3 separate regions of the Mus musculus genome follow, and regions 1 and 2 are each linked to region 3. Evidence: chromatin loops called from intact Hi-C (ENCODE). Cell type or tissue: heart. All regions are shown on one strand. Links, peaks and the distances in the headings refer to the core of each region. The heading gives the core; the rest is flanking DNA.

The links. Hi-C counts contacts between places; a loop is a spot of excess contacts. Peaks named below come from ENCODE experiments on the same cell type or tissue, not always from the same donor. Only the 100,000 strongest peaks of a DNase experiment are listed, where the experiment ranks them.
Region 1: a loop joins it to region 3, with 19 times the contacts of the local background. A loop is called at or near these places in 10 of 42 quality-filtered maps.
Region 2: it touches region 3 in a loop (6-fold over the local background); 5 of 42 quality-filtered maps call a loop at or near these places.

The regions. Positions count from the first base shown.
Region 1 is chr12:13,839,530-13,849,691 of GRCm38, reverse strand. No RefSeq gene overlaps it. Among named protein-coding and RNA genes, the nearest start is that of Gm35890, 180 kb to the right of the region's middle. In heart, for the core only: a CTCF peak has its summit at 4,971 (motif pointing left); no DNase peak of the experiment used is centred there.
Region 2 is chr12:13,597,471-13,607,632 of GRCm38, reverse strand. It overlaps a transcript of Nbas not described here. Among named protein-coding and RNA genes, the nearest start is that of Gm35725, 25 kb to the left of the region's middle. In heart, for the core only: a CTCF peak has its summit at 5,009 (motif pointing left); no DNase peak of the experiment used is centred there.
Region 3 is chr12:14,311,048-14,321,209 of GRCm38, reverse strand. No RefSeq gene overlaps it. Among named protein-coding and RNA genes, the nearest start is that of Gm40840, 32 kb to the right of the region's middle. In heart, for the core only: a CTCF peak has its summit at 5,112; no DNase peak of the experiment used is centred there.

The sequences.
Region 1 (10,162 bases), core at 2,938-7,937, 470 kb after region 3:
AATGGGGTCTGCCCCAGAAGCTGTGTTGCTTCTGCTTGTCCCAGAAGCGGTGTATCTTCTGTAGTCGACACTCTCACCTGTGCAGACTAGTCTCTCAGGGATCTGGGAACCAAGATGGCTCCCCCAGGTGCTCTGGCTGTTTCTTTCCATTCTTTTAGCAGCTCTCATCCATTGCCATCAATTAAGGAAAGATGGCCACCTATTTGCTCATGCTCAACACTCATATCTCAGCCCTGCCAACCCTTCAAAAATAGTCTTATCCTTCTAAGCTTATGCTACAACATATAGACAAACATATCTCACCAGACACCTACTGAGGAGAAGAATATCAATGACACTCTGAGTTTTCCATATAAACACACCTTTCAGACAAATAGAGAGGATTTTTATGGTCTTCCCTATTTCAAGAAAAAAATGTATAATATATATATTTGTTACTTTTATGGTGCTGTAATAGAATACCATGACTAAAATCAACTTTTGGAAGGGTTTATTTTGTCTTATAGTTCCAAAGGTGATCACAGATGCAAGGGAGGCATGGCAGTAGTCTGCCAGGGTAAGAAGCTGAGAGAGCACAACTTTAACCACAAATACAAAGCAGATAAGCTGAACTGGAAAAGGGTTCTTTCTCCAGCAAGGCTGTATCTCCTAAAGAGTCCCCAAACAGCAGCACTGAATAAGGAACCAATGTTCAAATAACTGAGCCTATGGGAGAAGATTTCTTATTCAAACCACCTTATTCCACTCTCTGACCTCCATAGGCTCATGACAATATCATAATGCATTTGCTATAACCTTAAAAATCCCCACAGATGCAACACTATGTAAAAATCCAAAGTCTCTTAACTGCAATACCCTGTAAAATGAAAAGGCAAATTAAAATCTTCCAATGTACAGTGCCACAAAATATGCATTCCCTTTCCAAAATAGAAGAAAGGGGAAATATTAAGAAAATGATGACTCAATCAAGACCAAAATTCAGCAGAGCAAACACCAAATTCTGCACATTCATGTCAGATGTTTGAGACTTCAGTTCCTAAGGGTTCAGATAGCTTATACCCTTTGGCTTTGCTGCCTATAACACACATTGACTGGCTCAACTACATATGCACCATTCCTTGGCAGATGTTTCAGGTATCTTCAGTAGCTTGGAATCTCCCTTGAAATTCAGGCTTTCCTTTTATAGCTTCACCACAATGACTTCCCAGGCCCCTCTTCTCACAGTGACTTTAACACTGCCATAATTTACCTGGTTCCAATTTCTCTTCGAAACCCCAGAAGAAGAGTCCATGACCACCTCACTCTTTCTTCTTGCATGCTTCCAAAGCCAGCACCATGTGAACAACATAGCCAACTGGTGGCTTGGGATGGACCTTGGCACCTTTAAATCACATTTGTACCAGATGCTGCTGTTTTCTGGAAGAAATGAAACTCTCCTCTCCTCTCTCTCTCTCTCTCTCTCTCTCTCTCTCACACACACACACACACACACACACACACACACACACTTGGAAGCTTAGTTGGGCAGAGCCTCACACTTGGGGCACAGTTCTTGTTGTTCCAAAGAAGAGAAAGAAGCCCCTACTTAATGGGACTAATCTTAACAATAGAAGCCTCTCTTTTAGCATAAGCTTTGGCTTCCCAGTTAAGTTTTCTGGTGCTCCTTTTCTTTCCAACTGGACATTGTGTATTTCTTTCTGTTCCACTTTATCTTTTTACTGTAGACTTATATAAGAGTTATCAATAATGACAGTACCACATACTCAATATTATGTTGTCTTTAAATGCTTTTAAATTTAGTTTAGGCAAGTTCTTAGGACAAGGGCAGAAGGCAGACGCATTTTTCTTTACCCAAAATATCATAGGCACAACCTCTAACCCAGCTGCTATTAAGGTCCTTGTTTCTGTTTGAAACCTCCTGAGCTGGGTCTCCACAATGTCAGTGCAAAGGACTTAGGAGGCAGTGACTTGTGACCATGGTGTACATGCAGACAGTGACCTAGACAGCATTAAGAATCATCTTAGAACCTAAAATGTTTCATGGTTGAATAGAAAAGTCACCTTAAAGGTTTAAATACAGACATAGCTCATATCCTGCTTATCTTTTTATCTTTAAAATTAGACAACATAGGGCATGAATAAACACACACACACACAGAAGTAAATTTTAATTATTTCTCAACTAAAAGGTCAAACCAGACTCACATAATAGAAAGAGGAAAAGATTGTTTTTTTAAGTGGTTAAAGATCTGGAGAGGGTTTTACAAACACTTTAGTGAAGAAAATAATAAACCACACACATGCACACACATGTACACACATGAATACATATGTACATACACACAACACATGCATAAAGGTTCTCCTAATAGCTGAGCATAAAGGAGAATTAACATTAAATGAGAATAGATGAAATACTGAACTCATCTTTTGCAGGAAAAATGAGAAGAAATAACATAGATTCTTAGGGAGTAATATAATTCTTGCAAAATACTTAATAGCAGTAGAAACCTAGGCAAGGAGTATGCCTCAAATCTAATTCACTGTTTTTAAATAGACAGCCTTAAGCATCAGAAAGTGTGTCTCCACCAGAAATCATACCAGAGTTTGTTATCTCTCCTTTTGCTTTGGCTTCTGAAACAGTGTCTCTGGGGACAGACCAAATGTCCTGGGGAAAAACAAGCCCAGAAGAGCAACCCAGGAGTGACATCGTAAGATGCTGAGATACAGTGAAACTGGGTGAAGACTCACACTTGCATCTCTCCTGGTACTGAAAGACCTAGTAAGTCCTTCAGGTTGCACTGTAAGATACTTTTTGAACTTCTGTCAGGTGGGTACTGATCCATCCATCAGCAAATTCATTCTCTTCTAACCTTCACATTTCTCTTATTTTCTTTGCTTGATATTTTCTGTAAAACACATGTAAGAAAAGAGTGAAAGACAAGAGGATAATGGAAAATGATACGTGTGTGTAGTGTACACTAACACACACGCACATATACTCACATGCATGTGCATACAAACACATGTTAGTGGCAAGGGATTCTACCTGCACATGAAAAATAGACACAATTGTGGTCAACAGATCTGTCAATCTGCACTGAGTGGTTAATATAACACTTAGACTCAAAATATTGAAAAGCCAAGCCTTCTCAAAGGCTATAAAGGAAGGGGAGATGCAGACAGAGAAATAGGAGGTAAAGTACAAAGTGACTGGAATTAGTAGGTAGGGATCAAACAATTAGAAAAATCTGAAGGGATAGGTCTAACAGAAACTGCCCCTAAAGTAAATTAGCTGTTCTGAAGAAAATAATAGAGCATTCATTTCAGAGAATCAAACAACTACACAGTCCTGTGGTGAAGAAACCATCATATAGAGAAAGGCAAAGAGAAGAGAAAGGGAAGGCAGCTTGAATCAAGGACAGGGACCAAGCTCAATAAAAAGAATTTAGGTCAGAGTGTTCATGAATGACTGTGAATATGAAAACAAACCAAAGCCTTAAAGTGTCTCAGTGTCTACTGGGTGACTTCGTTCCAGGAAAGAGGGAGAAATACTATATTTATGAGCTGTTCTTTACTATAGACAAACCATTTAATGAGAATATTCACAATCTATCTGCAGAAGCTGACTAAATACAACCACAGTCCAGTCTCTCTCTCTTCTCTATGTGTGTCTATCTGCCTCTTTCTGTGTGTTTGCATATAAGTATGCACATGCTCTCTCTCTCTCTCTCTCTCTCTCTCACACACACACACACACACACACACACACACACACACGATAACTTTTCTAAATGTATAAGTGGAAAACTGGTAAAACAAACAAACTTCAAGTAAAAACAGCAAATCTCTCTGAGTGTTTTTTAGCAGATGACCCCAGGTAACAAGTGGGACTGATTTAACCACCAGAGCCAACCTCCTGGTACTAAGACTACTACAAAGAAACACAGGCTTTTACAGGTGGCAAGAGTCAAAGTGCATGGGGGAAAGCAGAAGAAAAGAATTTTACGTGCACATACTCATAGCCAGCTTCTTCTCTGTCTCTGAGGTGGCAATGAAGCATTTGAAGAAAATATTCACCTCAGTAGAAAAATCATATACTTGTTTTCAAAAGACCACCATTATGTGCCTGCTTCTTTCACTGGAGGCTGGTGGCCACCAGCCTGAGATAAGGAAGGCAAAAAGCAGGGTTCAGTCGGCTACAAGTATGGACAGAATGACCTCTGGAGATTGCTGCAGCGAGACAAGTCTACTTTATTGTTTCAGCAATAGGGTATATAAAGGCTTTTGGGGGAGGGGTGCAAGTAAAAACAGCTAATTGGCCATGGCATCAAGCGCACAGGAAGTGCTGATTGGTTATAAGACATCACCTAATTAACATGCAGGCAGAAAGCCAGAGCAGGATGTGTGCTGAGTTATGCAGCCTTGCAGAGAGCTCTGTACAAGGGCACTTATCAGACAAGGCCAGCCACCTGTGTCAAGGACACTCTCAGGCAGAAACCGGAAGCCGCGCTGAGAAAGGGAGCCCTCCTTTTTGTGCTGAGCTCATGAAACTATTTTAATAGCTAGGTTCCCCAACACACCATAATGATAAAAATTTTGATTTTAAACAATTTAAGGAGGTGTCGATGTTAGACTCAACACTGAAATTTTACAATGGAGAAACAGAAATGCAAGGACGAATGCCTGCTCCCCTACAGTAGGGTTACATCTGATAGGATGTCAATACAGCCTACACCAGATGTGCCCAAAGCACTTGGGAGACAGAGGCAGGCGGTTTTCTGAGTTCAAGGACAGCCTTCTCTACAAAGTGAGTTCCAGGACAGCCAGGACTATACAGAGAAACCCTGTCTCGAAAAAACAAAACAAAACAAAACAAACAAACAAACAAAAAAGACAGTTGCAAGAGAAGTAACTCCCCTTCACTCGCACCACCACATTAGGTTGGGTCAGGCGCCCCCTTCTGGACACTCTGAGAAGTGTGGAAGTTTCTCAATCTGTTTACACTATTTTATAAATTGTGCTTTTCTCCTTAGAACGCAAACCCTGTGAAAACACTGGCTACACTCTGACAAATAGAGCGATTGCAGTGAGTACTCCACAAACATTTGTTGGCAGGTGTTTAATCCAAATGCTTTGAATGTTGTCCTATTGGGCCCTGGCCTTCATTGTTTCTGATAAGAAGTCAACTCTAGGTCACACTAAAGTTCCTTCCTGAGTGATTCTTTCTTTTAAGAATAAATTCACTGACTGAAGATACCAAAATTAGATGGTCAGACCCCGAGGTATAATAGTGGAATCAAAGGAGACACATGCTGCCACCATGCCAACCAGACCCACCTGACTCAACTGCCCACTCTCTTGAGAACAGAGGCAGGGCCACGGCTCTCTTTGATGGCTTTGATGCCCTCTCTGTCAGGTCCTCAGACAAGAAACAAAGAGCCAATAATCTGACCAATAAAGAAATAAACAAGATCCATGTGTATACATAAACATGTGTAATTGAACTCAGAGGTTAGTAATAGCCAAAAAACTTTAAAAACTAAAGGAATAGATGAAATTTAGAGAGAAATGGGGGGGGGATGTGTCAGTGGATGGATAGGATCAATGTACATTATATATGTGAATTTATAATACAATACCTATAATATATTTTGTATAACTTCATGGAACTTTCAAACAAAAATAATGCTAAGAAAGAGCAATAGAAATGTCTGTAGCATGCAGACCCATGGTAGGTATACATGCTTATAGACTGTGATATTGCTATGTCAGGAACAGCATGTCATGTGGGGAGAGTGACCTAGGAAAAGTGGGGGAAGGCTAAGATGATCATAAAATCTCTAATGCAATGCAGAGCAGACTACGTGAGACTCCTGCAGGAGGAAAGACAAAGGCTGAGCAGCTGCTGCTGCTGCCTTGCCTCATGGAATCTTTTTGCCAGTCTCAACTTGCCAGAGGCCAAAGGCAGTTTTCCCAAGAGGACTTGCCCAGAGACTCAATCTGAAACATCGTCTGTCTCACTTCTTGTCTGCTCACGCTCTCTCTCCTCACTCCCTTACATATACCCTTTGCCCCAGAGACTGTGCATGTATGCATACACGTCCCCCCTCTCTCTCCCCCTCCCCTCTCCCTCCCCCTTCCCCTCGCCTCCCACTCACCTTCTCCCTCTCTCTGTTTTGTGTATTGGTGGGTATACATGGTTACAGTCTGTGATATTTCTGAGGGAAAAATATGTTTCTCAAACCATCTTTTGGTCCTCTTCCCTAATTTGATTTCTAGAATCTAGTGAATGCTCTACACTAACAGTTGTCTACTTCATGCCACCCTCGGGGGCTGAATGGCCCTTTCACAGCGTATGCCTAAAGAAAATACAGATATTTCCATCACAATTCATGCCAGCATCAGAAATATAGTTATGAAGTAGCAATGAAAATAATTTTATGGCTGGAGGTCACAACAACAGGAGGAACTGTATTAAAGGGTAGCAGTGCTAGGGAGGTAGGAACCACTGCTCTAGACACAGTGAGTAGAACAGCAGGAGTAGTGACAGAGTACCCATCTTTAACTAAAGCTAGGACCACACATGACTTTTATCCACTTGCTTCATCCACTCCTAAAAGCAATTCCAAAGAATACATGCTTATTTTATTATCTCCACTTTACAGTCATCCTCATAAAGTTTGAGGGGTTTTTAAAAATGCAAGATGAAGTGATGTGCTTTCCAGGGGCAGAACCAAGATTTATGCTCACGTGTTATCAGTGCCAGGGTCTCTATCTCCCTGATTAACTGAATGCACAACGTGGCATCCACAGACACATAATCACACTTCATGCCTGTGATGTGTGTATGTGTATATAAATCAAAGACATACATATCCTGGAGACCCAATTTAAACTCTCTCACTCTTATTGCTGGCTACCTTGCTCTTACCCTGAAAACTGGATCATGGGGTTCTAAACCCTTATATATAACCCAAATACAACAGAAGTCATGAAGGTGCCGTGGTCCACCGGACATTCCTTTACAAATTCAAGATAGGATGGAATAGAAAGAAGCCTGCCTCCTAGGACTTAGGGCTTTTCCATTGTTTTCCAGTTTCTCTTATGTTGCAAAAGCAATCTCAATTTTCAATCCAGAAAAACCCTTTGAACCAATGCACTAAAGAATTTCCTACTAACAAATCCAAAAACTCCAAGTGCTGGGCTCTTGCTATACCTTGGTTAGATAACAAGGGACCTACACCATAATCATGGCTTATTTTCACTATTCTGATCAGTTTACTGTCTTCTCCTCCAAAGGCTATTGTCAGAATGATTTTGAGTTAAATCTCTCAAAGGCCTTCCATGTTATACTTCTGAGAGGCAGATTAGTCAACTTGCAATAGCTATTAGAAAATGCCTAAGGCTAGAAAAGTTATAAAGCAATGAGACACTAAGTACAATTCTCTCTGGGGAATTTGACTAGAGTCTCATGAGAACTACACTAAATGCCTTTTACAGGCAGTGCCCTTTTGGGTTTAACAACCCACCACTAGGCCCCACCTCTTAAAGGTCCTACTAGCTCCCAGTATCACCACCACACACAGGACCAAACTATCAACAACCCTTGAAGACAAACCACATCCAAACTATAGCATGCCTGAGTCCACACCAGTCACCCATTGTTCTGGGGAAAACACATGAAATTAGCAGCCATTTACCAAGTGCATCTACTTTCTATGCCCTGTATTTTGGTTGCTCTAGATAAAGAATCACCTCCTCTATTTATATCCAGAGAAAATGAAGTCCCTGTTAAAGCAACATGCTGCCACACCTATCCCAAGCTATCATCCTGCTCCATAGTTCATCCCATGTTCAGTTGACAGGATGTCATCGAATGGAAGATAAAATGCTTCCTTGCATCCCTTCAGCAGGCACATCTTCACAAAACCAGAGCAAATAGCAAAGGGGGAAGGGGCATGGAAATCCTGCATGTACACATGTACACATGTACACACACACACACACACACACACACACACACACTTAAAATAATGAAAAATGGAAAATAACCTTCTTGTTTAAAGTAGGACAGTAATGCTGGTGGGAAGTACAATGGTGGTGTCTGCATGTCCAGCAGTAGCAGACAGCCTACTTGAACTTGGTTCTCTCCCAGGTCCTTTGGGAGAGGGGCTCTAAAGTGTTGAGTTACTCAAAAATTGATCTACCCCACATTGCTTGCTGTTGGCAGAATTGTTCCTGTTCCTGATAATTAAAAACAGGTGCATTTGCCTGAGACTGGTACTGGAGGCCTTTCTGGTGCCTGGTTGCCCTAGAGACAGCCAATCTCCACAGGCAATCAGGTTAGGGAAAGAGTTCTGCTTCATTTGCATAGGAGAATCGGGGCTTCACCTGAAATTCATATAAAAAAAGAAAAGAAAAAAACAGAAAATTTTTACATGCCTTTACTATTCTCCAAAAGAGGGGGAAATGACAAGATTGAAAAGATTTTGGCAAAGGCAAAAAGCAAAGAAGAGAAATTAAGTTGGCTGCTTCTAGGGAATCTAGAGCAAGAACAAAAGCTTTGATTAAGCCAGTAGCTTGGGGATTTGTGTCCAGGGCTAGCACACTCTCTACCTGGCTTTGCACAGTGGAACAATATGCTGCTATGTCTCTTTTTAAGTGTATGACTTCATTTCCATCTTAAAGAGATTGGGCCCGAGGCACCAACAGACAAAGAGTTCCAAGCCAATAGTTAGTATGATGGTTAGGGTCCATTGTCAACTAAACCGGACTTAAAATCATCAAGAAAACAAACCCCCAGACAAGACTATGAGGAATTTTCTAGACTGTGTTAACTAGAGTATGAGAAAGGCACTATTCTTAGGGCTGGGGTCCTTGAGTGAATAAAAAGGAGAAGGTGAACTACATGCCAGCATTTTCCCCTCTTTGCTTCCCAGATGTGGATGCAATGTGGTCAGCTGTGCAGCCTTCATTTCTGGCCACCATGACTTCCCAAGCATAGTGGACTATCTCCGCAAACCACAAGTCAAATCAAATCTTCTTTCCTTTGTTTGTTACTGTCTGGTATTTTTTTTTCATTCCCTCCCTTCTCTCCTCCCAGTCCCCATCCCCATCCACTCATCTGGTTCTCTTCAGGAAAGGGCCAGCCTGCATGGATATCAGCCAGCCATGGCCTATCAAGTTGCAGTAAGACTAGGCATCTCCTGTTCTATTAAAGGTAGACAAGGCAGCCCAGCAGGGGGCAAGGATCCCAATGACAGGTAACAGAGGCAGAGACAAATTCTCTTCTCACTGTTAGGAGTCACACTGGAAGATCAAGCTACACAACTGTGATATATGTGCAAAGGATCAATGTCTGTCTCATGCAGACTTCATGGTTAGCTAAGAGCATGTTCTGTTCTTCCAAAGGATTTAATGCCTGTCCTCACCAGCACCCTTATAAGGTAACTCACAATCTCCCTATAACACCAGCTTTATGGAATCCAACTCCCTTTACTAGCTAGTCTCTACAGCCACATGCATGCACATATAAAATGAACAATTTTTGTTTCCCTGGGCTTTAGTCTTGCCCTGTGAATCTATAACATAAATTCATTCAACTCAGATAGAAGAGGGTGTTTTTTTTCCTAGCATGTAAACCTATAGAACTACAGATTCTCAGCAAGTCTAAGATGGAGTTTCCTGGCTCCTGATAATGGAGAAAGGACATAGCAGAAAGATGAATAGAGGGAGGTACCCAGAAAATAATCACCCAAGTTTTAATTTGGTTTTAAGACTTTTATTTGGGCAGATTGTAAACTGAGATTTGGTGCAGATGATTTGGTTGTCAAAATGGAAACTTGGTTTATAGTGGCTAGAATCTGTGTCTAGGGATTTATCTAATCCCCCCCCCAACCTTTTAATTCATGGCTCTCAAACCAATTTAATTGGATTTGTCTTTAGTGGGGCTAAATGTTTATTACCGTTTGAGAAGGTAGGCTTTTGAAATTATAAGAGACTTCAAAATAGTATATTGGAGAGAGTGAAGGATCAAGAGAGAAGGGTTTCAATACTGCTTGGTAATTTTACCCACCCAGAATTCAGCAGAGGACAGGAAGCTAAGTCAGTGGATTATCTGGAATGACTTGGCTAGATTACAACTTTGAAAAAGTTGAGC
Region 2 (10,162 bases), core at 2,703-7,702, 710 kb after region 3:
GGAAAGGGTTTATTCAGCTTACACTTCCATACTGCTGTTCATCACCAAGGAACTCAGGCAGGTCAGAAAGCAGGAGCTGATGCAGAGGCCATGGAGGGATGTTCATTACTGGCTTGCTTCTCCTGGCTTGCTCAGCCTGCTCTCTTATAGAACCCAAGACTACCAGCCCAGAGACGGCACCACCCACAAGGGGCCTTTCCCCCTTGATCACTAATTGAGAAAATACCTTACAGCTGGATCTCATGGAGGCACTTCCTCAACTGAAGCTCCTTTCTCTGTGATAACCCCAGCCTGTGTCAAGTTGACACATAAAACCAGCAGTACAGTGCCTCCATCTCTCCAGTCACCCTTGTCAGCACCTTCCACACCCTGGCCTCAAGAATCACTCATACTGCCTTCCCATACACACATGTTATAAGACAACACACATGTCATTCAGTGTTGCTGACTTCAGAAGCCTTAACCCCATCTCTTACAGCCTCTGTGAAGTCATCCTGAGCTCTGGACATCAGAGCTGTTTCGAGAGCTCACACCAGAAGACCTGTAGCAGACCAAAGTGTCAAGAAAGCCACGGCCCTCCACTCACCAACCCTTAGCCTAGTAAGAAAACACAACATTTCTTTACCACAGGAATGGTGTCTTTGCTTAGCTTGCGGTTATTACTATTGTCTCAGTGTAGGTCCATGCATCATAAACCACTCCCTAAGTACATGGAATACTCTAAATTCTGAAAGGTAGGCTAGAGCCACATCATAGGCTTCACCCCCAATTTGTCACCAGACGAGCAGAAGCATACCTAAATATCAATGTGATTGGATGTTCTTAGTATTTTTTTTTTAATTTTATGACAGGAGTTTCGTTATGTAATTCAAGTTGGCCTTGAGCTTACTATATGTAGTGTTTTGAAAGAGAATGGCCCCATAGGCTCATGCACTATGCTTAGCCTCCAGCTGGTGGAACTATTTGGGAACGATTAGGAGGTGTGGCCATGTGGAGGTATATCATGGATGGTGGACTCTGAGGTTTCAAATGCCATTCCCAGTTAGCTTTTTCTGCCTCTTTCTTTGCCTTGTGTCTGTGAATCAGATGTAAGCTCTCAACTGTTGCTCCAGTACCATGCTTGCCTGCTGCCATGCTCCCTGCCATGACAGTCATAGACTCTAACCCTCTGGAGCTATGAACCCCAATTAAATGCTTTCCTTTATAAGTTGCTTACTAGGCCAACTAGGAAACTATCCTGGGTGTGTTCCACACTGGGAGACATTCTAGTTCAGGAGAAAGCCTTTTGCACAAACATTTGAGGGGCCTGGAGGCAGCCTTCTCACAATGGAGGAACAGATCATGGTAGAAGGATAGACTTAGGTAAGAGCTGACAAGCTGTAGGTGTGCCTTTCCTTACTGTAGAATGGCTGTCCCAGAGATATTCAAACTGTGACTTGTTCAACCAGGTTGTGCCAGCAGATCCTGCTGTGAGTGGGGCACTCCTACTTCCTGTTGCATTAGAGCAACGAGTTAATGAAGAAAGCAGGTCAGAGTTTAGATCTGGATTAAAGGGAAAATACCTCTCTAGACACTGGTTTCAAAGGAAGCTGCACCCACTCCAAGGTTTAGGGTAGTAATGAACAGATTGGTTATGTTATGTTTGCACAGACTGATACCAGGGAGGTTACATGGAAGCACTCAGCTAGCATCACCATTACTTTTTCTTATTGGTCTGGTCAGCCTTTTTGTTACTGTTTTTTTTTTTCTTTTTTCTTTTTTTTTTTTTTTTAATTCTTCAATTCCTTTTTGTTTCCTCTAAGCCCTGTGATGTTTAGTATGCAATTTTGCAGAACACTGGGGTTTTTAGGGCCACACACATAGTGTTATAGCAAAAATGCATTGTATACACTCTAAGCCTGGTGTGGGGTAGGTGATTTGAAAATGGAGGCTTCTGTTACGGTTGCATCTTTGTCTGCACTTGGCTTCCCAATTGAGGCTTGGACATTGCCATGGCTGTTTGAGTTTCAAACAACCTGACAAATAGGAGTGTATGAGCTCTGCTCTGAGCTCCCTTCTGCCTGGACAGAATAGACTCCTGGGCACTGAGTACTGGCTCTCTCACTGTGTTTCCAGTTCCCATAACCCACTGTGTCTGCTGAGAATGTGTCATGTGACTTTACATCAAATGAGCATTTCTTCAGCCCCTCTCTCTTGAGTGGCGGCCTCTGAAGCCCCTAGCAATCTTTAGGAAAAAATCCTTAACATCCAGAATTCTGTGGTAGGGCTCAACTGTCTGAGTTGTGGTAAGTTCTCTGAGGGAATCTATCATACACTGAAGTACACAGACTACCTATAAAGTGAATAATTTTCTTGAAGACTTCCTGAGTTAAAGACCTGTTCATTGATTCAATTTTTTCATATACTTAGTTGGGGAATATTTATTGAGTTTATCTGATGAGCAAGATACGGTTCTTAATTCCTAGGACTGAGTAAAGCAGGATAACACTCCTTGGATCAGAAGAAAGTAAAAATTAGGATCCTAACCTCAGGCGCCAACTGCCTGCTCTTAATACTGGCTGCCCCTTCCCTAGCTGTACAGATGTCAGTGCCTTGGTTTCCCCATATGCAATGGGGTGACAATGGTTCCTGACTTATGGGGTTGTCATAAAGATTAGGTCAGTGTCAGCTAAACCGATCTTGCAGTATGGTAGCTAAGGTCATCTTGAATTAAACCTAAGTTGAAAATAAAATGTCTTATATGCCTTCTGTGATGTCAAGGAAGCTCTCTGCAATGTTGAACTTCAGGAAACATACTTCAGACACATGTGATATCTAAAGATAATGAAAGAAAAATCTAACACATCCAGTCTTACACTGTTATAGTTAGAACATGAAATGTTCCTCCAAGGTCCATAAGTCTGAAACTTGGTCTCTAGTTTGAGAATCTTTAGGGAGCCTCACTGGAGGAAGTGGGTCACTGAGGGTGGACCTGGAGAACCATTTCCCGTTTGCTTTCTGCTTGCTGAGTATGGATGCTGTAGGACCAGCCAGCCTCCTGACACCGTATCTTCCCTGCCTTCTGCCATGTCTTCCCACCCTGCTAGACAATACACCTCTGCAACTGTAAGCCAAGGCAGCCTCTTACTCCCTTAAGGTGTGTTTGTCAGACTGTTTTGTCACAGCAATAGGAAAGTTGCTATGAGGATGAGCAGAAGTGGTCCGAATTTTAGAACTGACAATGAAGACAATAGTTGACTGGAGAAGGACCCTACCCTGCTTGATGAGAAGTTAGAGCTGTTGCTGGAACACCCATCAAAGGATGCAGAACTTGAGCAATGGTGAGGATGGACCCAGTACACCCTTCAGAGGCAGAGCCGGATAGCAGAGAAGATGACTGGGTATGGGCCCTGCTTTCTGGATCAAGTCCAACAGGGAATCCCACAGGATAGATGCCCCTGTTGTTCTCAGTAGTCTGTAGGGCTAGAGGGTGAGGACATAAACCAAGGCTGTGAGTCCTGTCTTGGGTCCCCAGAATAGGGGACAAGATTCTGTGACCTCTGTCAAAGAAAGACCCTACTTACTCAGAGGAGAGCTGGATGGTTCCTGGACCACCCTTTTTAGGACAGGGATGGTCTAAAGGAGCTGCCTCCAAAGGATCCCACTCTAAGATCTCCATAGCACATTCCGTAGGACGAGGGACATAGGTTGAGGAATTTAACTGGGAAACAGGAACTCCTGTGCATAGCATGAGGGCAGGGCTGGGGGAGGGGCTCACACTGAAGAAAAGTAGAACTTGTCTAGGATTGGAGGCTGGTGTAGCCTGTTCCCTGTCCAGGGTCCCCACGGAGCTGATGGGCTTTCTCTCAGAGAGCATCTCAGAGAAGGCTGGTGGAAGATCTCACAGGCCTCTTTTAACCCTGGACTTCGGTTGAAACCACGGCTAAATGTATTAAAGAAATCAGCCTTCTCTGCTTTACAGACACAACAGCATAAGGCCCACCTTGTCTCAGATGAGCATCCAGGCAGCAGGGAAAACCTGTGGCTTGTGGTCAGGCATAATTATCTCATCTCTCCACGAATAAATTAGGACCAGGCAAATGATTTCTCTGGTTTCCTGTCCTGTTTACATATAAGGCAGCGGGCTCTGGTCAGAACAAACCGGGCACCTTTGCTGGGGTCTGAGAATAATCCAAAGAGTGATTTTCAAAGAGAGCGAAAGTGGGTAGAGGTGAAGGTTTATTCAAACTACGAAGCAGCAGGCTTGGCACTCTCAGACTCTCAAAAGGGTAGAGGTAGGAATACGAGGTCAAAGCCTGCTTGGGCTACAGTGAGAACTGAAGGCCAGCCTGAGAAATTAGTGAGACCCTGTCACAAAACAATAAAAGGTAAGAGGGGGGCTGGGATCTATATAGCTTAGTGGTAGAGCACCTTCCTAGCATATGTGAGGTCAGAACAGAGAGAGAAGTGGGAGGAGGGTGGGAGAGAGGGAGGGAGGGGGAGGGGAGGGGAGGGGGAGAGAGGGAGTGGGAGGGGAGGGGGAGAGGGTAGAAGGGAGGGAGAGGGGGAGAGAGGGAGGGGAGGGGAGGGGGAGAGAGGGAGGGAGGGGGAGAGGGAGAGGGAGAGAAGGCAGAAGAGGAGGAAGAGGAGGAGGAGAAGGAAGAGGAGGAGAAGAAATATGAACTATACAGGTTACTAATGTACCATGAGGCTGAGAGAAACTGCCAGAGTTTATAGAATCATTTCAGGTATGAAAACCAGAGAGAGATTTCCAAAAAGGGGGCAGACAAAACAAAACAAAACAAAACAAAAAACAAAACCACACCAGCCCAATTAGCTTGATGTCACTACAAAAATCTATGATTCATAATTTGCCAGACCCTCTGTGGGGACAGTCAAGGACATCAGTGCTCCAGCTCTCTTCAGAAACATGTGGATGACAGATAAAAGCCTGATTTGGAAGACATGTGAAAGCTGGGCTAGCCAGAAACATACAGGAAATGCTGACCCCTGCAGGTGATGTGGAAGAACAGATGTTTTCTGTGGGCTACTGTAGGGAGGACCAGGCCCAAGGAGTGGGGCTCAGAAGGCAGATTTTTGCCTCAATTTTCAAACAATCATGATGTGAATAGTGTCACTAGAGTTAACCCTGAGCAGCACTGCTCTGGGAGGGGATTAAGTTGTAAACTAAGGTGGCCCAGTTCTGTCCAGTTTAATATTTTAGATCTGTAATATCCCCCTAGCAGGCTATAGGCTTATTATGCTATAAACAAACCTTTATGCTGTTGGTACTGGACCATCTGACAGAAAGGTATAGTGGAAGACCCTAAGGCAAGGACTACATCAGCTACTTACCACATGCATTTCCTTAAGGTCTCTATTGCTATGAAAAGACACTACAACCATAGCAATGCTTGTAACAGAAAGTATTAGGGGCTGGAGAGATGGCTCAGCAGTTAAGAGCACTGACTGCTCTTCCAGAGGTCCTGAGTTCAATTCCCAGCAACCATATGGTGGCTCACAACCATATGTAATGGGATCTGATGCCTTCTTCTGGTGTGTCTGAAAACAGCTACAGTATACTCGTATACAATAAATAAATAAATAAATAAATAAATAAATAAATAAATAAATAAATCTTTTAAAGTGGGGGAGGGTGTTGCTGAAGAGATGGCTCAGAGGTTAAGAGCACTGACTGCTCTTTCAGAGGTCCTGAGTTTGATTCCCAGCAACCAGGTATTGGCTCACAACCACCTGTAATGGGATCTGATGCCCTCTTTTGGTGTATCTGAAGACAGGTACAGTGTACACATATACATAAAATAAAAAAGACTCTTTCTCAATAAGAGTAATAACAATAACAATTTTTTTTTAAAAAAAGAAAGTATTTATTTGGGGCTGGCTTACAGTTCAGAGGCCTAGTCCATTATTGTCATGGCACGAACCATGGCGCCAGGCAAACATGGTGCTGGAGAGAAACAGAGTTCTGCGTCTGGATTAGGAGGCAGCAGGAAAAGTCTATGAACCATTGGGCCTATGTTGAACTTCTGAAACCTCAAAGCCCACCCCTGGTGACATACTTCCCCCAACAAAGGCCACCTCCCAGTAGTGCCACTCCCTCTGAGCCTATAAAGGCCATTTTATTTAACCCACCACATTCCTGGTCTCGATCCTCTGTCCTAACCTCAGCAGCCATCCTTTGACACAAAATGAAGAAGAGTCTTTATAGGAAAGTTGTAAATTATAGAAATGTTGCAACTCATAAATTTAATGAGATAATGCTCACCACGAACACATTTTATAAACTTAAAAGTGCTGTACTCACGTGGAATATCATTAAGGTTTTAAGAGGTTGGAAATAAAAGGCTCTTGAGGCTGATAGCACTTGGTATGGATTACAGTACTGCAAGCTGGCTCTGGGAACATGGCATGGCAGCCAACCATGACATGCTGGGCACAGAGATTTCTCCGGCTTCCCGTCCAATTCTAAAGATTATTTCAATGCACCAAGGCTGAACCTGGGTGTTTACTTGGAAGTTGTCATGTTTTTATTTTGACTTATTCCAAATTTGAAAAGAAAAAAAAATGATATACTGGTTACTTTCCAGGTCCATGGAGAGTTGCTGGAATTCCCTTCCTAATTAAAGATGGTAGTAGATGGAAATGCACTTCATTCTGTCCAAAGCTCATCACTAGGCGGGAGGAGAGCTACCCAGGATGCTCATTCAGGGTCCCAGTGTAGAGCAGGCGCCACAGTGGCTCAGTCGTTCCGTTTGCTCCTCTTAGAAGCTGTGCAGACGATGGTGCTTTTGAGGTCTGTCTCTTTGCTGTGACATCTAGTCCTGCTGCCTCATTGTTCTGTCCAAGGCTTAAGCTGGAACAACACTTCTAAGTGTCTATGGGCACAAATTCATTACATTCACTGCCACTCTGTCTTGTGTGTGTGTGTGTGTGTGTGTTTGGAAAAGAGGCTCTCACAGGCTTGGGCCAGCTGGCCAATGAACCAGGGCTTTATCTGTCTCCCTTTTTCCACAGTTAGGGTTGCAAATGCACACACCATACCCAGCTTTTCCCCCCATAGTGTCTAGGAATCGAACTAGGGTCCTTGTGCTGTCAAGGCAAGGATTTTATACAATGACATATCTCTACTGTGCTATGTCTACATTCTTGTACAATTCAGTCCAGCCAGAATTTGTGGAACTGCCAATCTGGGAAGCAGTCCTTTGTCTGTACAGTGTACAGAGCTGAGCTTATCTTGTTCAACACAGCAGCAAACGTAGTAAGGCACACTTCGTTTATTACTGTGAGCCCTTTAGGCTGTGGGCTGACACTCATGGACATGGTCCTAGCAGTTTGGAAGTCAAAGATCAAAGTGGCAGTATTGCACTTTCTGGGGAGGACCCACTGGTCACATATTTTGTCTTTTCTACCACAGCTTCCTGTGGTGGGACATGAAAGTGACAGGACAGGAGTTGACATCAGGCAAGAGGTGACTTTCTTAAGAAACTCTCCTTGGCAGAGGTAAAGCTGAGGTAGCCTAGAAGCAGAGTTCTCCTTTCATTAAAGGATAGCTGAAACAGAAGGCTCCTAAGTACGTCCCCAGGCCATCACTGAAAGAAAACTTTGTAAGTATTACAATACTTTGGAAAAGTACTAGCTTTGGGTCATTGTCCCTTGCGGTGGTTGGAATAGAAATGGCCCCCACAGACTCATGTGTTAGAATACTTGTCCACAGGGAGTCACGCTATTAGGACGTGTGGCCTAATTGGAGAAAATGTGTTATTGGGAGTATGCTTTGAAGTCTCAGATCCAAGCCATCCCCAGTGTGACATTCACTTCCTGCTGGCTGCTGATCCAGATGGAGAATACTCAGCTACCTCTTCTGCACCATGTCTGGACTAAATCTCTGAAACTATAAGTCAGCTCTAATTAAATACTTTCCTTTTTAAGAGTTGCCGTGGTCATGGTGTCTCCTAACAGCAAGAAAACCCTAAGATATTCCTTAATTAGCAGAATGTCCTTAGGCAAGTACTTGGGACCGCTGATTCTCTATATACCTATCAAGGAGGATAGAAGTCTTCTTGAACCCAAATTTAAGTTCCGGGGGGACTGAGGTATGTTAAGCTTGGTTGGCACATAGTAGGTATGGTGGTTTGAATATGCTTGGCCCAGGGAGTGGCACTATTAGGACCCAGTCTTCTCTTGTTTGCTTTCAGAATAAGATGTAGAACTCTCAGTCTCTCAGCTCTTCCTGTGCCATATGTACCTGGAAGCTGCACGTTCTCGCCTTGATAATAATGGACTGAACCTCTGAACTTATAAGCCAGCCCCAATTAAATATTGTACTTTATAAGAGTTGTCATGGTCATGGTGTCTCTTTACAGCAATTGGAACCTAACTAAGACAATAGGGACAAAACTTTCCCCTATGTCTCTGATGAGAATTTCTATTTTTTTCCCAAGATAATGAGGACCCACTTATAGAAAGACCAAATAGAGTACAAATAATTCAAGTAAAGGCAGAAAGATTCTAATTGCCATTTAACCCAATTTTAGGGACATTTCCAAGCTGCTCCTCTCCTCTGGTAGCCCAAGAGGAGCAGTGGGCTTACCTGCTTCAGGTCTGGGAAGTAGACTGTGTCGTGTCCAACAAGGGCTCCAGAGATCCCTGCCACTGCCTTCCTTCAGAGCTGTGTTCTGGACACTGGGTTTTATGTTGCAATATTAACAGGGCTCTGCAATCCTAAATGCTGTAAATCTTCCTCCCGCTTCCTGCAGAAGTAATTGCCTCACATGCATAAAACAGCCTGCTGAAAAGAGTTCCAGGCTGCTCCTCAACTCCCTTTCCACTGAGTAAGCATTCCTATAAAGATGGCTCTGGCACCCAGATGGTCTGTGGGAGGAAATCACAGCAACTCATCGTGCCAAGACACACAGAAGGTCTATGGTTCACAATGGAAAGGTAGGTATCTCGAACAAGGCAGAGCCCAGGGTAATAAAAATGCCTTTTATTTCCTACTTTCTTTCACAGTAGTAGGCTTTATTCTGAATCTCACCAGAGGCTTGTAAGGCATTAAAAGCAATAGTTCCCTGCCGCCCCTCCCCCCCCAACTGTTTTTGTTTCCTAGAACTGAGTTTGCCTAGGTAGGCAAGGCTGCTCTCTGCAACAGGATGGAAAGGTTGAGAAATGTCATTGTTTGTGGGGACACTTCCTAAAGGCCTGGGGTGAAGGACAAAGGCGCTTCCACCTCCCTAAAGGGGCAGGCAATTCACAAAGCACATTTCTGTCCATGTAGTACGAACGCTATGTCTGTTCAGCTATGCAGTAATACACAGGGATGGGTGGCATATAAAATGCCATACATCAGAATTCAGAATTTGAGGTCTGGTGAGGATCCATTCTTCATAGACAGTCTGACTGTATTCTCACTTGGGAGGGGATCCACAAGTTCTCTCAAGTCTCTCCTTAGATGGATGCTAAGGGGTTTTCCTCTCATGACCTAGTCACCTCTCAAGGCCCTCAGTTCTTTCAAAAATTATCTCTCTCTGTCTCTCTCTGTCTCTCTTTCTCTGTCTCTCTGTCTCTGTCTGTCTCTGTCTCTGTCTGTCTGTCTGTCTGTCTGTCTCTCTCCCTCCCTCCCTCTCCCTCTCTCTCTCTCTCTCTCTTGTCTTCTTTTTTCTTTTTCCCTCTTCTGTTTCTTTCTGTCTCTCACCTAGTCTACCTCCTTTCCTCTTTCTTGTTTTTCCTCTTCTCTCTCCTCTTCTTCATTCTTAAAAAATTCTTTCTTTCTTTTTCTTACTTTCCCTCCCTCCCTCCCTCCCTCCCTCCCTCCCTCCCTCCCCCCCCCCCTCTCTCTCTTTCTTGACTCAGGGTCTCATTATATATTTCTGGCTGTCCTGGAACAATGAAGATCAGGCTGGCCTCAAACTCATAGAAATGTGACTGCCTCTGCATCTGGAGTGCTGAGATTAAAGGTGCTAACCACCATGCCCAAGATCGCTTCCTCCTCTTCTCCATCTTAACTTTCATCCTTTACCATGTCATCTGTTTGTATGTCTGAGTCTTTCTGACTCTGTTTCTTCTATATCACAACATGTACATTGATCAATTCCACAGGTTTCTTAAACCTTCTGAAACTCATTCATGCAAACTGAGGAAAGAGGCTAGTAGACACCCACATATC
Region 3 (10,162 bases), core at 2,064-7,063:
ACCATTGTGTGGACCACCTTGTGTAAAGTCATTTCCTCACTGAGCCTGGGAGATGGGAGGTGAAACTTCTCCCCCAGCTGCTTGCCTGTAACAATGAACTGAGAAAGAACTTGAAATTTGTCACTATAGGTCTTCTTTCAAAAAAATTTTTGACCCAAATGCAAACAATTTTAAAATATGAAAAATGTTTGTGTGGCCTTGAGTCCCCCCTAAACCTCCATGTTCCTTTGATTGATTAGCATTGACTAATACTCACAATAGACACAGCACATAAGAACAGTGGCTGTATTATCTATATTATCTAATTAAATAACCTTTAGGCCTGCAAGATCTTTTATCTCTGTCCTTACTTCATTTGCCCCTTTGTTTTAAAACCTAACTTCTCACTAAGCAAACAGATGTTGAAAATGTTCCAGAACCTCCAGCGAGAAATGCATTCATTGTAGAATGATATATCAAATCCTCAGACTTTCAGATACACACAGTATCTGTATGTATCTGACAAAATGAGGATTCTGAGATACTGTGAATATTGTGTTCCATTCCATTGAGAGCAAGTCAGTATACCTCTACTAAGGTCTAGGCAACGTGCTTGGCTGTGGTAATAAAAAGTCATGCAAAAAGAAAAAGAGAGAGAAAGAGAGAGAGAGAGAGAAAGAGAGAGAGAGAGAGAGAGAGAGAGAGAGAGAGAGGAGAAAGAGAAAGAGAAAGAAAGAGAAAGAGAAAGAGGAGAAAGAGGAGGAGGAGGAGAAGGAAGGAGGAGGAGAAGGAGAAGGAAGGAGAAAGAGATAAAGGGGGAAAATAAGAAAGAAAAAGAAAAAAGCCCTGTGTGCTCAGGTGACTGAACAAGAAATGCCTGACAGAGCAGTGATGGGTACTCCAGCAATGAGGAAGTGTTGGGACAGAAGATGAGCAGGCTGATGTAAATGGGCTAAAAGTTTGATCTTGGAAAGCAGTTTGCCAGCAGCAGCAGCAAAGAAGAGAAGAGGGGTAAGGTGTCTGCTGGGCAGGAGTGAGGATTCAGAATAACAAGGGAAGACGTAGATTTCTCCAGGAAAGTGGACAAATCTATGGGCTTTTCAAAAAGCAACAAAATCTTCAACTATAGAGGAGGTTAGATCAAAGGGGGGGATCGAAGAGACAGAGAGCTATCTAAACATGAAGGCTATTTTAAAATAGAATGCACATATTATACTTTTCAATGGAAATCTGGATGAGTTTTAAACAAAGCTATCCCTCGGAAGAGTTTGCTGATAGTGGAAGAGGGGCTATTTTAGAAGGAACAGTCCTGTGGTGAGCACCTGGGGAAATGACACAGCCAATAATGGTGCTGCAAGCATGAGAACCTGGCTGAATATTCCCCAGCCTGCATCGAACCCCACATGTGGTCATATGCTCCCCAATAGCCCAGTGCTGGGGAGAAAGAGCAGAGGAGAGGTAGGAGGAGCTCTCTGGCTACCAGCCTAGCTCCAGGTTCAGAGACAGTTTCAAAGCCATAGAGAGCATGATAGAGGCAGCTGTGCAATGCTCTCTTCTGGCTTCCATACATGCAGATTGACACATCTGAGTATTACCCACACACCCCTACTCTACATATACATATACCCACAGTGGAATGAAGACACATAGACTTGCTTCATACTGAAGCAGTTCCCTCTGGGACAGATGATTAATGTCAGGAGTCTAGGAGAGGGTTAAGAAGAGACAAGGACAGGGATCCTGCCTCTCTATAAATTATTTATAAAGAAAACTAGTTCAACACTGATTGGCTACCTAGGGAGAAACCTCTGAAAACATGACATCGCCAGAAAGTTGCTTGCTTCTCTCAACCCATTTCTAAACTACAGTAGGCAACAGGGGTGTGCTTGGAGCACTAAAATTAAAAAGCTACCTCTTCGCTAACAGCTAGACCCAGTTCCAATGTGGAAAAATCTTTTAGGATATTAATTGACTTTCCTTCCATTTAAACATTTTTTCTTCCTTAATGTCTACTATTTCACTATAAGTTGTGAAGCTGGCCCCGAATGATAACGTCCATAAAGATATCAATGAGGACCAAGTGAAACCCTTAACAATGACTCCCTAAATATGCTTTTGGAAACCAGGGTGAGACAGTAACTACCTCACTGTTATCCTGTATGGAACGAAAAAGAGAAACATTATTTTTTTTTTCTCCAAATGCACTGTCTGATCTCTAGTGACAATTTAAGCCCACCCATGCAGTGAGTTCATTCTTGGTTCATTCTAATAGCAAGTTTTGATTTAGTCAGCAGGGTGTCCAGGTGCTACAACTCTAAGAATAAATCCAAATGACTCCCTTTAGTCCCAGTGACCACTTGGCGCTCTGCCTCATGGTTGACTTGCCTCCAAGAATTTAGACTAAGCACAATATCCATCTAACTTTCCGGGCCTTTCTTGAGTGGAGGATCTGCTATTCCAGGAAGAACTTCTTTTCCACATGTTTAGGTTTGTTTTATTGCTCTTCCTAGGCTAGTGCTCTCTGGTCATGATCCCCTTCACGTGCCTCCCATGTGCACTCTGTGTCTATGTGGTAGATTCTTAAGAAGCCAGTATATGGATTTCCCAGAATCTCTCCTGGTAATCCTCTCACCCCACAGACTTCTCATTTTGATAGTTAGCCTTTTCATCGCCCCCCACCCCCCTTCACCTCTGCCTGATTACTATACATCCCACAGACCCTGACAGCTTACTCTGGATCCTAAAGATATACTAATGAGCATGTAAGAGACAGCCGAAGTTTAGACATATTCCAGAGAACCCATTTGGTCACTCTAAACATCATGAAGCACCTAACAGCAGGTGTCAGGCTGCCTCCTCCCTTGCTCTGATAGTATCCTTGCTCACCTGCCACTTCTCAACTGGTGAGGGGCTCCTACACTATAGTAAATAAACCACTCACGCCAAATGTCCCTAAGAGTTGCCCTACAGACTAATGGACTGCACTGCAATGAAGAACAACTTTTGCAAGTCAGCGTCATTTGGAAAGGGAACCCCATCCCTCTCTTACCAATGCCTTGGAAATCTCTGGGTAAGCCCCTGGGAGAGTGTGTTCCTGCCCATGTGTAAAGAAAGGAGAAAGCTTTAAGGATGATAACTACTTAGGATTTTTCTTTGTCTTTAGTTAACTGTCTTAGAATTTCTGATCTCTTCTTTGCCTATAGTGTTCTGGGTGGGAGAACGGGGTCACAGACTACTGTGGCAATTGTTTCTCGGCCAAGCACTGGGAGAGGAAACTGACTGCAATGTGGTGCTCTATTTATAATGTCAGAACTTATTGTTCTCAGAAGTGGAACTTTAGCCAAAGCACTAAGACAATAGGAAAAGCCTCATTCAGTATCCTATTTTAACAACACTGTGAATTGAAAAGGCCTTTTATCACTGCCGTTGCTGTTCTTAACTATTTAAGGGATGTGCTTAGAATACAGAGCTCTATCATCAACTATGGGATGGAGAAGAAGAAATGCTGGCATAAGATTATTTAAACAGTTCTGTAAATGACAAGAGTCTCCCCTGAACACAGATAAGGCTAAAGGTTTAGAGATGAGATGGGTCTCAATATGTAAGAATTGCAGGAAAGGTAATTCTCTTCAGCTCTACTTTAGGGTAAAACTGAAGCACAATAGAAAAGAAATCATTCAATAAATTGAAAGAACTATGGTGTGTGTATATGTAAGGGTTGGTATGGCGTGCTAGAGATGAAAACTTGGTCTTCATGCACACTACGCAAATGATGTATCAATATGATAAACTCCCATTGCTAACTGGGAAGATTTCAAAAACGGGGCTCTTAATTCCTGTCTTTGGGTGGTAGCCCGGGGCCAGCACAGATCTCTTATAAAATCCATATGACTTCAGGGAGTTTTTGCTGAAACAATAAGAAACAGGGATAAAAGATAAATTGTACCATGGTCCCATGGAACTCTGGCTGCCATGCTGGGGCACTCAGAATTGTCTGTATGTGTTAGAGGACAAGTAGACACCCCAGACACCCTTCTGAACCATCAGACACCATGTTGGATAAGAAAAAAGCAAGGCTACTACAACTGAAGTCTATGATTGGGCAGACTAGAAGACCATATGGATTCCAAATGGGCAAAGGTTGATAACAGATTGGGCAAAGGAAGCACACATTAGTAATGGTCAGAAAGAGACTCAAATGAGCCAATATCAGAGTGCTACTTCCCTGTCCACTCCATCCCCACCTAGAGCCAGGACTCTGCACAGATTACTTCGAAACCATGGTGGTGCTCTAATAATAAAGAAAGAAATGATGGGAATTACGTAGAAAAAATGAATTTGAGGGACTGGGCTTAAAATTAGAATTACTGAGTTAACTTTACTTGTGAAATTCCATTTTCTGTATCAGAAGTAAAAATAGATGGCATCTGAGCTAGGTTTAATTTAAATATTGAGACATACAAAGGAATACTTCATGTATCTGAACTTCACATTCAATTTTTAAGATAAATGCACTAAAGACAAGATGAAGGGCTGACTCCATGAGCTAAATAAAGCTGAGGATATAACCAGAACTCTACTCTTGATTTCAATTCTTGGCTAACACTAAAGGGGTAATTTCTAGAGCTGCTCTGGAGAGATCTGAGTGTTTAAAGAAGAAAGTGGCTTGCCAACACATTTGCTCCGCACTACAAGAATTCTTTTCTGCCATAGCCAAGCTGTGTAAACACAGCCGAACCCAAATTTCTGATTGATGAGCTCCTTGTTTTAATCCTTATTTATTTGCATACATATCTATGTGCACTCACATTGTATAACAAGACTATGGAAGATCTCTATTTTAGAAATGAAACTATTCAACTTGAGTATACATGCAGCATAGTGGGATCCTTAAGTAAGGACCCTCTGGAATATAAACTGCATGAGTCCAATCCTTGGTCTGTAATTGACTAAAGTTGTAATCTTATACAATGTCCTTATTTTGGCACCTTAGTTTCTCCATTTGTTAAAATCAAGCCAGTCACAGCATCTGTTTTATGAGTTGCCATGAATCATAAGCAAATGTGACACATATAGGAAAGTGTATAAAGGAGTGAGCTCTCTGTCTTTTCAGACAATCAACTTTGGACTAGCCAGCCACATGGTGGGGATATTGTCTTGGACTAAGTAACTGCCGAGCTCCTTCTCGATGCAGAACATTCCCTAGAAAAGAAGGTCTTGTGCCAAAGAACAGCATCCACTCTGAGATAAACCTACTGACGATTCTCATTTGGAAAAGCAGGCCAAATACACAATCTATTTAAAAACAAAGATAGAAATAGGCCAAGTCACCCCTGTGGCTGACTCAGCAGGCTGTCATGGAGCAGCCACTGGACAAAAGTCAAGAAACCTTGGCTGGCTCTAGTCCCAAGATTTGCTCTTGACTCCGTGTAGAGTTTCGGCAAAATCAGCTAATAGATATGGCTGGCAGTTTCTTCATTTCTAAAATGAGTATATTTTTTTTCTTAAAAAGTACTCATGAGAGCTAAATGAGCCAACATGAAATTGCTTTAAAAATGGTAAATCATAGTATGAATATAGGTATTATCATTTGCAGAGCTCAAATTACACTATACATCGTTAGTTCTGAAAATAACATACATAACCCAGATCTTGAGCTGAGACTAAACTATTATTTTAAACACTGGGATGGGAATAGAAGGCACTTCAAAGGTTCCTGAATTTATTTTTCTTTGCTACTCAAGGGTGGATTTAAATTTAATGCAGGTAGGTAGTGGTTTCGGGACAGGGGAAACAGATACATGTGTGCACAACCAAATAGCACAAGAGAGGGCCATATAGTTATACAAATATAAACCAGGGCTTTACCTATTGCTTTGGGGAATGATGTGGTCTGATTCATTTGGAATGCTGATGTCTCAGACCAGGAAACTCTATTTCTTCCAGACATATTTAGATTTAAATGCTGTCAAAATTTTCTTTAATAATTAAAAACATTACATTAGTGTGTGCATGGGTGTTTGTGTATATGTTGAGAGTATGTGTCTGTGCCTGTATGTTCATGAGCTCAAGTGTATGCATGAGTGTCTGTTTATGGGGGCAGGAGTATATGCATATCTGTGAATATATATACATGTGTGTGTGTTTGTGTATGTGCATGTGTATGTGTTTGGATATATGTGTGTATGCACATGCATATAAGCATATCTGGACATGTATGTATTTATATGTATATGTGTGTATGTGTGTATGCATGTATTTGCGTTTGCATGTGTGTGATTGTATATGTGTATGTGTGTATGCAGGCATACATATGTGTATATTTGTGTATGGAGATGTATACATGATATGACTGTGTATGTATTTGTGTGTGTGTGTGTGTGTGTGTGTGTGTGTGTGTGTGTAGTAGTAGGCATCCCATGGTATACCTATCAACATCATAGAACAACTTGCTAAAGCCAAATCTCATCTAAGTTAGCTGAGTCCCAGGGACTGAGCCCATGTTGTCTATCTTGCTCATAAGTGACTTAACCTATGGAGATATCTTAATGGCCCTCTGTCCTAATTTTTAAACAAATACTCAGGGACACTCTTCAGTAGGTGATTTAGAATCCTGACAGGTAGTCATGTAAGACTATAAGCATTTACAGGTTACTCTTAACAGGCAGAGGAGCATAAGCAAAATATTAAAGAAATCATCAATGCTTGTAAATACTCTAAAGGTAATAGGTAAATAAGAAGACCTACAGTAAGAAATGGCCTATGTACTTAGAGATGTACATGACCCCAGATGTTGTAAGGGGAGCTTGAAAAGAGGAATGGCATTGTGCTGGTTTAGTTGGCTGATTTGTTTGTTTTTATCAATTTGACAAAAGCTTTAGTTATATAGGAAAAAGGCACTTCAGATGCACAAATGCCTCCATTTTCACATGGGTGGGAGGGAAGGTCAGAGGAAGAAACTGTTGGTAGGGAAAGCAGGAAAACTGTGATCAGGATATAGTTTATGAGAGAACAATAAAAACTGAAAGGAAAGAAAGGAGGAAAGGAAAGAAGGAAGGAAGGAAGGAAGGAAGGAAGGAAGGAAGGAAGGAAGGAAGGAAGGAAGGAAGGAAGGAAGCAGGATTAAGAAGTCACAAGATGTAAGCCAGTAAGTGGCTTCACTTTCGGTTCCTGTCTCAAGCTTCTGTCCCTACTCTCCTTTATGATGCACTGTAATCTGTGATGCATAAGCCAAATAAGCTGCTTTCTTCCAAGTTTCCTTGGTTCATATAGTTGGGTTTTAGCAATAGAAAACATGGTAGTTCATTTAGTCAAGAACAGGATATGTATAAAGAATTCTAGGAGGTTTTTCCTGGACATTTAATACAGACTGTCTTCTCTGAATATTTGCTACTGTGTCTATAAATATTTTTATATTTTCAGAGTGATTTATGTGTTCCCTTATAGGTAGATGCTCTTAGAAGTGAACTGTCAAGGACATGGGTAGCATATATGTTTCTGTCACCTTGGAGGATGGCTTAATGAAAGGAAACCCAAGTTCAATAGTATCTTTACATGACGAGTAATGGGGTATTGTTAGATTGATTATATTAACAGTTTTACTTGGTATTCAAAGGCAGTTGCATTTTATTTTTGCTCGTATGCTTGAGTTTTGAGAGAGAGAAAGCCATACATAATCCCCAAAGCTGGCCTCAAACTTGTGGCAATCCCTCTTCCTCAGCCACTCAAACTGCTGACTCAAGTACACTGTCCAAAAGTAGGTTTTTATCGAAATGAATGGGTTGTAACATTGTGTCCATGAAAACAAGTTGGAAAAGGGACATAAAATGCAGCCTATATTTGGAATCTTCAATGAACATGTAGCCAGCCTAGAACCGGACTCTCAAGGTAAATATGGCCAGGCATATTCTCAAGAGCTGTCCTCAATGAGGCAATTTCGTTTGGTTTCTAGTACCCCATATTATTCACTTATGACACAATTTTATTGAAATCTAAATGAAATATTTCTCCCCCAGACTTGAAAAATGGTGTTCAGGGAGAAGTACTCTGGAACCTAGCATAATGCCAGTAGCACAGAAGAGCAATATGCTCAGAACCAGCATGGCTTTAGGACACTCTAAACAGGGCAACAGTTTCTAACTATCTGAGTCTCTGAGCCTCTAACCAGAGGTAAGTAAGAAACGCCCACCCATCCTGTTCTGTTCATGAAACTTTTATGACGAAAATCGCCCTTCTGCTTGCTAGCTAAACAATAGGTGTCCTTTTACACAGGAAGAGGAGGTTAAGATCCAAACCCATTCTTTGCCTCTTAAAGGACTGCTTGAAATGCTTGTCCCCCATGACTGATCAGAACAAAGCACATGTTAACCCAGTTTTGCTGAAGTCTCTTTCTTTCTTCCCAGTCTCTGAATCTTGACCTAAACCTGAGTTAGACCACAGCTTGTCATTAACATTTTCTCCCACACAGCCCTGATAATAGGTTAGGCTCTGGGTAGAATTTTAACACATTCAAGTTTTCCCTCTATTTTTCTACACTTGATTTCTAGCTATGTTTATTTCTCATTATCAAAAATCTTGAATTCTCCACTGGAAACTTGGTGACAAACACTGTTTGGACCACCTGATCAAAGCTTCTGCTTACCTCTACGGTCCCTTTTATCAAGTAACCTTGTAGGTAAACTTTTCTTGACTAAGTCTGAATTTGTTGATTATTTGACATCAATAAAGAGAAAAATAAACCCTGAACAGAAAATCAAAATCAATAAAGGAAAGCAAAACAAGACCAAAAAAAAATATATTAGTGAGATTTTTTTCTAAAGATACAATTTAGTGCCCTGGAGAACATGTGTGTGTACTCACACATGTAAACCTTTGTGGTTATGTGGGGCAGAGTCTCTCTATGCAAATCAGGCTGGACTGAAATGCATGGTCCTATTGACTAAGTTCCCACTCAACCCCAGAGTGTGAGTGACACTGTGCAAAGATTTAATACATTGACTCCTTTATTGAGTTCATTAAACATGCAATCCTTCAGCGTGAGGAATCTTGGAAATAAAGGTCAAAAGTTCAACTGTTGGTGTCAGACAACGGAGATTTAAATCCAGACTCTATAACACATTTGCTCCCTGATTGTACAGATTACTGAAATTAACATGCTCATCACAAAAGTGGGAATGGTGATAGCTATCATGTGTCATTAGTGTCAGGAATTTAATACCTGAAACACTAAGGCATATTTAATCTTGAGTAGATAATTGCTAAATTCACATCTTTCCCCTTACCTCAGCTGAGGGCATTTTCCATCAGACCATCCATTTTCTCCATCTCAACTCCAATACAATGAGTAGCACTTACCACTAATTAATATATATCAGTTAACCGTTCTTAAGTATGTTCCTGAGAGTATATTTTTAAAATAACAAAACTAAGGGCTGTTCACTTTCAGCACTGACTCCAAAAGATTATTTCTAGCTTTCTTCCTTATCCACCACTTTTATGTTTTTACTCTCTATAAGAACAATGCATCTGGGCATAGAGAGAAAGTTCCTCAGTTAAGGACACAGGCTGCTTGTCCAGAGGACCCAGGTTTAATTTCCAGAACTCACCTCACAGCTCACAAGTATCTGTAGTTCCAATTCCAGGGTATCTGACATTCACACAGACATACAAGCAGGGCAAAACACCAATGCACATAAAATAAAATAAGTAGATTTAAAGAAGAATTATGCAGTTTCTGATCCCTGTTTATCCCATGAGACAGTCGGGAGTACAAACCTTACCAAACTTCGGCCAGAGTATCAGCCAGGGTGAAGAGGCAGCCAGGCTGTCACACACAGGCTCATTACAAGAAAGAAGATGGGATTGTGGTAGTGAGATCTGGAGCTGATGGACAGTCCATGGCATTTTATATTGATTGTGTAAAGAATGAAGGAGTGTTTAAATAAAGAAAAGGTAATAGGAGTTATGTTTCTACTTACAGGCAAAAGAACCTCAAATATCATGGTATAATAGAGGTTATGATTCTTTTTAATGGAACTTAAGGTGTTGGCACACCCAATATTAACATATGCATATAATGAAATATATTATTTTATATATGTATTTTAATAAATTAATTTTGTAGCAGTATTTCTAAAGCCATGGCAAAAGACATGTAGGTAGCTAAAAGAACATATATAAGTAT